Linked DNA regions of Homo sapiens: region 1 is linked to region 2. A link is an interaction called in ENCODE POLR2A ChIA-PET data of the cell type or tissue named here. Cell type or tissue: MCF 10A. All regions are shown on one strand. Region 1 overlaps MBOAT2 (membrane bound glycerophospholipid O-acyltransferase 2). Region 2 overlaps ASAP2 (ArfGAP with SH3 domain, ankyrin repeat and PH domain 2).

Region 1 (4,000 bases), 260 kb before region 2:
ATACAATTAATTTCTAGACCTTTATTGCAGGTCTTTACATCTATCTTGAAATTTAATATTGTTAAATTAGATGCATCCAATTTTACTATTTATTGAGCACCCAGTAGATAAATGGTTTTGTAACTACTTGTTCTGTAACAGCCAGCACCTCTCTCCATTCATTCTTTTTGTTTGCTTTAATACAGATTTGAAGGTCTCGCTACATTGCCTGGGCTGATCTCAAACTCCTGGACTCAAGGGATCCTCCTGCCTTGGCCTCCCAAAGTGCTAGGATTACGGGCATGAGCTACCGTGCCCAGCCTCTCCATTGAGTTTTAACAAGTAAAGTATCACTTAGATGTTTTTCATGTATATATTGTAGTTTTAGCTATAATCTAGTTTCAAAAAGAAAATTAAAAGAACCAGAATGTTTTGTTTGTACAAGCAGGGAGCTATCTATTTTATTTTAACATATACCATACATGTATTGAACTACTTAAATATATCTAAAATTATATGTTATGTATCACCCTGACCTTCCACTAACACCTAAGTCTGGCGGAGAAAATCTCCAAAACCTGAAAAAGTTTCTATGAGATGATGGATTAAAATGGGAAGCTATGTCTTTGTCCAACGCCTAGACAGAAGCAAGGCATGCTGGTCAGAGCTTGGGACTTCCCAGAAGAATGTGGTCCACGGGGTTGGCAGCTGGCTGGTCGCCTGGCTCAGCAGAGCTTTCCCCACTCCACAGGGACACGGGTTTACCTGTTCCTTTGAGCTGCTCTGGGAGGATCTGTCAATGATTCATCTGCTGCTGCCAAAAAGCCAGGCTTCCCTGGACTGGATGGATGGCTGGAGGACATGGAGGGTGGGTGAGATATCCCAAAGGAGTCTTTCTAGAGGGCCCTACTAAAGGGACACTAAAAGTGGCAGTCCTTTGTTCTCTATCAATAAAGACAATTGTGCAACTGCAGGCTTCTTTTATCTGAATCTCTTGATTAAAATGCTCATAAAGCTTCTTTTTCCAACCACACCTGACACTGTAATCATCCAGCTGAAAATAGTGGTACCTCTCAGAATTATCTTCAATTCTTTTTGAATAATCCAGCCAAAATCCCCCAAAATTCTTCAATGCTTTGCATGTCCTCAGCCTCCTTTTAAGTAACCCATTTTAAAAAGGTTTCTATCACTCACTTCTTACCTAAGAGAGACCTGCTGCGCGGTCCTTCAGTGAGCCTAACCACTAAAGGCATCGGAATGCTCAAGACTCCACAGCAGTAAGAGGCACAGACCAGCTGCAAGAGAAAGCAGCTGCAGAGTGACCAGAAGCTGATTAGGGGAGCTCAGTCTGTGGAGAAGCTTGTTGGCCAGTGAAGTGAGTGTCCACAGATTTCCTAGCCCCTAACCTGCCTTCTACCTAGCCCAGGAGGCGTGAGTGCCAATGAAAGACAGGAAAAGTGCACAGTTCCCAGGAAAAGTCCCCTGGGAACACCCAGCATGACCCCACTAGACCCACTAGACCGCATCCCTCAGAACCTGGCCTTCCTAACTTCCTCAGCAGGACCTGGCCCTCTCTACCAGGAAGTGCTCCAAGGAGCTGCGGTGTTTTATGTCTGAAAATCACTGCATTCAACTGCAGTACCTCCGCTGTACCCTGTGTCTTGTTCACCACCTGGCATACATGAGACACTTCACTCCTTGCAAAATGGATGACAGAGAACACTCTCCTAGGCTCTGAAGAAAGTAAAGCCTTAAACAGCATGGTGCCCTCTCCAGCCCCTGGAAAAGCACTTAAAGTCAGTAACACCCAAAACGCCAGGTTCTGACTCCGTGTGCATTGTCTCCTCAGTGCTAACCACAACTCCGTAGGGAGACACCCACTACGTGAACTACTTTATAGATGAGGAAACTGAAGCAAATAAAAGATCAGCACCTTGCCAAGAGCACACAGCTAACAAGGGACAGTCAGAAGCTGAGCCAGTCTATGCTTTCATCACACCAGCCCTGCGGACTCTAAACATGCTCCGTGCCAAGAATGGTCCTAGGCAGACGGGACACAAAGATGAGTAAGTGGAGGTCCTTATTCTTAAGGAATTTAGTTTGGGAGGGAGACTTGTAAAGCAAACAAAAAAAAAATCAATGCTCCAGGTGTTATCAGAGTAGAATACAGTGAAAGCGGGGCATGATGGGACTGTTCGGAGGGCCCTAACCAACAGGGCAGCCCAGGCATTCTCTCGCAGCACTGCTTCCTGGAGTTGGAGGGGTACTCACATATGACAAGAAGGCAGTGGAGAGGGGCGAGGACCCCGCATGGGATCTTGCCATTAACTCCTTCCTAAGAAAGAACTGGATGACACTGGGCTTCTGCTGTACAGAAACAGGACAGGCTGGTTAGTCCAGAGCAAAGGAGAGAGGCAGATCAGGAATACCAGGGGCCTCTCTTCTCTCGGTCCTTCTCCAGAACACTGGCCTCATGACATAAATGCTGCATGGGATGCGAGACAGCTGTGTGAAGAGGTCCCAAGTCATGGGTCCACCTGGAATGCCTGCAGCCTGAGGCAGAAGAATTACAAATACTTAGGGCATGTAGGTGTAGCATGCACGAACATATCATGCATGCAAGATACCCAAAAAGGGAGGAAAGGATGGGGCAAATCTTAAAACGCTTCATCAAGGAGGCATAGGCTTTAGCTGACTATTGAAAAATACGGATCTGCCAAGCCAAAAAGTGTAGCAGGGATTTCAAGAGGAAACAGCTTAATCAAAGGCAAGGAGTTAAAAGAGAGAAAATGTATTGAGGAGCATTTTAAGTAATTGAGTATGCAAGTACTTTAAGCAGCAGAAAGCCAGGATTTAAATTCCAGCTCGCCACATACGTTGCTCTAAGCAATTTACTCGGCATGTGTGGAAAGAGTGTGAGAGTTTGTCAGGGGTCGGGGGTTGAATAAGCCATCCTTCTGAGGGTCCAAGCCTACCCCATCAGACAGAGACTTTCAAAGGTAAGCTCACAGTAAGAACAGAACTGCCACATAATCCGGCAATCTCACTACTGGTTGCAGTGAGCCGAGATTGAGCCACTGCACTCCAGCCTATCTCAATCAATCAATCAATACAATTTTTAAAGGAGAGAAAAAAAAATCACATGGAGCAGGCTCTCTCACAGAGTAGGCCAAAAGGGACACTTGGCTCAGGCCTCCCATTCCGGAAGGACCCCAAATGTAGACGTTCAACATTTTCTACATATGAGATTATACATACAGTCACCAGAGATGCAGTGACAGGACTGAAGGGAGATGTGTACACCATCCAACTTTAATATTGTCTTGTTTCAGGGCCAAATTGCCTAGAGTAGAGTACACAGTGAATTTTATTTTTCCCTTGTGACTATATTGTCAATAGCACAATTACACTGCCTTACGTTTTGGCGAGTACATGTTAATGTGTTAAATATAAACATTTTTTAAAAATACATTCCATTTTTTTTTTTTTTTTTTGAGACGGAGTCTCGCTCTGTCACCCAGGCTGGAGTGTAGTGGCACGATCTTGGCTCACTGCAAGCTCTGCCTCCCGGGTTCGCGCCATTCTCCTGCCTCAGCCTCCCAAGTAGCTGGGACCACGGGCACCCGCCACCATGCCCGGCCTAATTTTTTGTAGTTTTAGTAGAGACGGGGTTTCACCGTGTTAGCCAGAATGGTCTCGATCTCCTGACCTTGTGATCCGCCCGCCTCGGCCTCCCAAAGTGCTGGGATTACAGGCGTGAGCCATCGCGCCCGGCCTACATTCCATTTTAATAAACTTTTAATAATATGAACAGCCTAAAAACTTTGGCCCAAGTCTGTTATCTGTGATGGTGGTGGGAGGTGGGGGGAAGCAGGGGCCCTGTCGAAAATGCAGACTCCCTGGCCCTCATTGGGTATACCCTGAGTAGAGCCTGGGAATGTACACTTTTAATAACAATCCAAAGTGATCTTTGACACAGGTGGTCTCAGAGCCACACTTTAAAAATGCACCGCAATGGCTC
Region 2 (4,000 bases):
TCACATAGACTGCATAGCCATGACTTAGCAGGGTGGAGCACCCACACTGTCGTGTGGACAGAAAGTTCACAGCCTGAGTGAGACTGGGCGCTGGGCTGAGATTGCTGGCACGGGTCTCCTGGAGCTGCAGGCAGGCATGCCCGGGCTGGCGGGGGAGCTGCATGCACTGCCACCCCCAGAGGAGGGCAGGGCCGTGTGGGGATACTGCAGAGGATGACCGAGGGGCATGATTAGAGAGAGGCTACCCTGAAAACACTCTGCTAGGCTTCCAGATTTTTGTTTTGGGCTGGTCCTGCTCAGGATCTGTGAGAAGTATGTAGGAACATTGGGCCACCGTCTCCTGCCCATCAAAAGGCTACATGCCATGTGGAAGGAAGGCAGGGCTTGGGGTCAAATCTGGGTATACAACTCTTCCCTTCTTTCCATTTTCTTACTTGGAATATTTACTTACTCACTTGAGTTTCAGTTTTATCATCTGTAACATGAGGAAAATAATACCTACCTCAATTGCTTTGTAGGGTTTCATAAAGCTAAAATAATACCCATGATCTCCTTGGGGGCAGAAACTGCCAGGATCATTTTTAGCATTTAACACGCTGCCTGACACAAAGTGGTCATGTAACATTTGTTGGATAAAACTCCACAAACTGTAAGGAATGTTACACACATGGTAATTATTACTAATAATTCAGCAAATGGTATTTAACCACAGACTTCCTGCCTAGGCACCAGGGAAAGAGGGGAAAGAACACGACATGTGAATACACAGCTGTCCCTAGGGCTCCTGGAGTTCTCGCGGTGCCCCAGGTGCCATGCATGACTTTAAAGATGGGAGTGGGGATGCAGGATGCCAGACATGTGGCCCTTGGGTGGGAATTGGGACCCCAGATCTTTAATCACTTAAGCCTTGGGAGGTGTAAAAGTGTTTTCCCATTCCACAGAGGGTACAAAAGGATACAGGGCACATTGCACGGCCCCCAGGGCAAATGCAGTGTGGTGTGCTCTTTCATTTAAGCCGAGGCCACAAGTAACTATCGGACAAGGTTGGAAGCAGAAAGCAGTGAGCACCCAGAGAGGAACAGGAGTAGGCTGTGGAGCTCAGGAGCTCTGAATCAGAGCCAGGGTGGAGCGGAGGTGTCTCAGCCCCTGAGATGTTGCAGTCTTCCTGTTAATCTGCCTTGTGGAATTAAGCTATACCTGCGGGGTCCTAGGGATGTGATTCAGCACAGGCCACCATGGGCCATCTGTGAGCAAAGTGCTGAGCCCACCATGGTGGAAATACAGAAATAGACAAGACTCGGGGCTTGCTCCCGGGGAACTTAAAACAGTGAACTATGAAACGAGGCGTGGTGAAAGTCAATTTCTTACAGAGATAAGATGGGAACCCGGAGTGGGCAGGCTCACCAAGGAGGTGGCATTTGGGTGGATCTTGAAAGGTCTGTAGAGTTTGAATTGGAGACAGATTAGAGGTGAGAAAACACACTGAGGTGTGGAAACCCACAGGTTCTTCAGGGAATAAGTGGACGGGAGTGGAGCGTGGAGGGCTGGTAAACAGATCGCGAAGGAGATTTTGAAAGGAGGAACGTGGCCAGAGCGTTGTCACATCAGGAGTTTAGTCCGCAAGTAGAGGTGGGCCCTGTGGCTTTCCCTCTAGTCACTTGTCTTACAGAGAAGGGGACTGAGGTTGTGAGGGTGGGGCTGGCATTTGACTTCGTCCCACTCCTTCCCATCTTCTGGGCTCCATCTGCTTGGTACTCACGTGTAACAGCCTTAGGGGACCTGCCCTCCCTGTGGGGGCCCAGACCTGGGGAATCTGGTTGAGTCTGGCTGCTCAGTGGGTCTGGGCGCAAAGCATGTGGAGAAATTGAGAAGCTCGAAGCAGAACAGCTAATCCCTGATGTCCGTCGGGTGGGTTTTGTATGCTTAATAAGTAAAGATAACGTGCATTTTACACTTTACTAAAACGCATTACCTCATCTGACTTTCCTTTTCCCTCCATCCCAGCTGGTGAGTTGGGGACTCAGTGACCCTTGGGAGAAGGGGAAGGGAGCAGCTGGGGGGCGCACCTTGTTGAATTCATGGGGTCTTTCCTGGGGACCTTCGGTTTTGTGATGAGGAAGTGGAGTGGCTGGAGGACATCAGCGTGGCAAATGGAATGCCTTCAGGAATGACGCAAGGGGAAGGTGGCTGTGGCTGAGGGTGAGGAACAGCTGCCAGGAAGGAAGACTGAATGTGAGTTTTCTGGCAGTGATGGATGGAGCAGAGATGGGCCTGAGGCCACTGACAGGGAGCTTTAGGAATGAGAAGCCTGTGCCCACATTGCTTTTTTTTTTCTTTCCTTAATTTTTTTTTTTTAATTATCATCTGTAGCTCATTGAATTTAGTTCATCAGTTATTTGAAATAAATCAGATGTACTTGGGAAGTACTGGCCAGTAGGTGTTAGAGTGTTAGCCTGTACAAAACCTTCCCTCTGGGAAATGCTGGAAGGAGAGCCTTCGTGTCACAAAAGCCGTTAACACACACTGTGAGGTGCCTTGGAGAGAGGTCACTCAGGCCAGGGAGGGCAGGCGTGCCTGACACCAGCTGCTAGGACTGCATTGGAGTGAGGCCACTCAGCCTTGAAGGTCAAAGAGCAGATGACAACTGAGAGTAATTGATGAACCAGGGACTGTAGGAAGAGTCATTTTAAATAAGGCCTTTGGGGCTGTGCGCAGTGGCTCTTGCCTGTAATCCCAGCACTTTGAGAGGTCGAGATGGGTGGATCACTTTTGGCCAGGAGTTCAAGACCAGGCTGGGCAACATAGCAAAACCCCATCTTTACTAAAAATACAGAAAATTAGCTGGGCATGGTGGCACACGCCCAGCTACTCAGGAGGCTACGGCAGGAGAATCGCTTAAACCCAGGAGGTGGAGGTTGCAGTGTGCTGAGATCACACCACTGCATTCCAGCCTGGGCGACAAAGTGAGACCCTATTCCCCTAACACCCCCGCCCCCCAAAAAAAGCCTTCGGAAGACAGTTAAAGAATTTAGGAACACGGCCGGGTGCAGTGGCTCACGCCTGTAATCCCAGCACTTAGGGAGGTTGAGGCGGGCAGATCACGAGGTCAGGAGATCGAGACCATCCTGGCTAACACGGTGAAACCCTGTCTCTACTAAAAATACAAAAAAATTAGCCAGGCGTGGTGGCGGGCGCCTGTAATCCCAGCTACTCGGGAGGCTGAGGCAGGAGAATGGCATGAACCCAGGAGGCGGAGCTTGCAGTGAGCCGAGATCGCGCCACTGCACTCCAGCCTCGCGACAAAGCGAGACTCCGTCTCAAAAAAAAAAAAAAAAAGAATTTAGGAACACAAGCAGATAGTGCGTGGGCCCAATCACTGGTCCTACACCAAGCATCTTGACTATTTAGTTGTTCACTGCAGCCCTCAAAAGCTGCCCGTGCATCCCTAAGCCCAAGCCAATCCCGAGGCAACAAAGAAACGAAAGTCGTTTTTTGTTGTTTTTTAAAAAGTTTTTAAAGTCAGCTGAATTGAGGTCTACTCTGCAAACAATAAAATTCACCAGTTTTTGTTTTTGTTTCTGTTTTTTTAAACAGTTTCACTCTTGTCACCCAGGCTGGAGTGCAATGGCGCGATATTGGCTCACTGCAACCTCTGCTTCCTGGGTTCAAGCGATTCTCGTGCGTCAGCCTCCTGAGTAGCTGGGATTACAGGTGCCCGCCACCACACCTGGCTAATTTTTGTATTTTTAGTAGAGACAGAGATTCACCATGTTGGCCAGGCTGGTCTCCAACTCCTGACCTCAGGTGATCCGCCCGCGTTGGCTTCCCAAAGTGCTAGGATTACAGGCATGAACCACTGTGCCCGGCCAAAATTCACGTTTTAAATGTGCAGTTTAGTGGGTTTTGTGAAATCGTCTAAGCACCCTACAGATGTAACGTAGCAGAGTGCCGTCACGCAGAACTCCCCTCTTCAGTTGGTTCCCCCATTCCTGCCTCCTGT

The links. ChIA-PET counts read pairs that join two places held together with the same protein. Peaks named below come from ENCODE experiments on the same cell type or tissue, not always from the same donor. Only the 100,000 strongest peaks of a DNase experiment are listed, where the experiment ranks them.
Region 1: POLR2A ChIA-PET joins it to region 2 with 7 read pairs; 1 of 35 experiments calls an interaction of 5 or more read pairs at or near these places.

Annotation. Positions count from the first base shown.
Region 1 is chr2:8,992,136-8,996,135 of GRCh38, forward strand. All of the region lies in intron 1 of MBOAT2 (membrane bound glycerophospholipid O-acyltransferase 2), which reads right to left. Among named protein-coding and RNA genes, the nearest start is that of MBOAT2, 9.5 kb to the right of the region's middle. In MCF 10A, no CTCF peak of the experiment used is centred here; a DNase peak (open chromatin) is centred at 1,946.
Region 2 is chr2:9,249,596-9,253,595 of GRCh38, forward strand. The region is part of intron 1 of ASAP2 (ArfGAP with SH3 domain, ankyrin repeat and PH domain 2); the gene reads left to right. Among named protein-coding and RNA genes, the nearest start is that of ASAP2, 45 kb to the left of the region's middle. In MCF 10A, no CTCF peak of the experiment used is centred here; DNase peaks (open chromatin) are centred at 66, 1,106 and 2,216.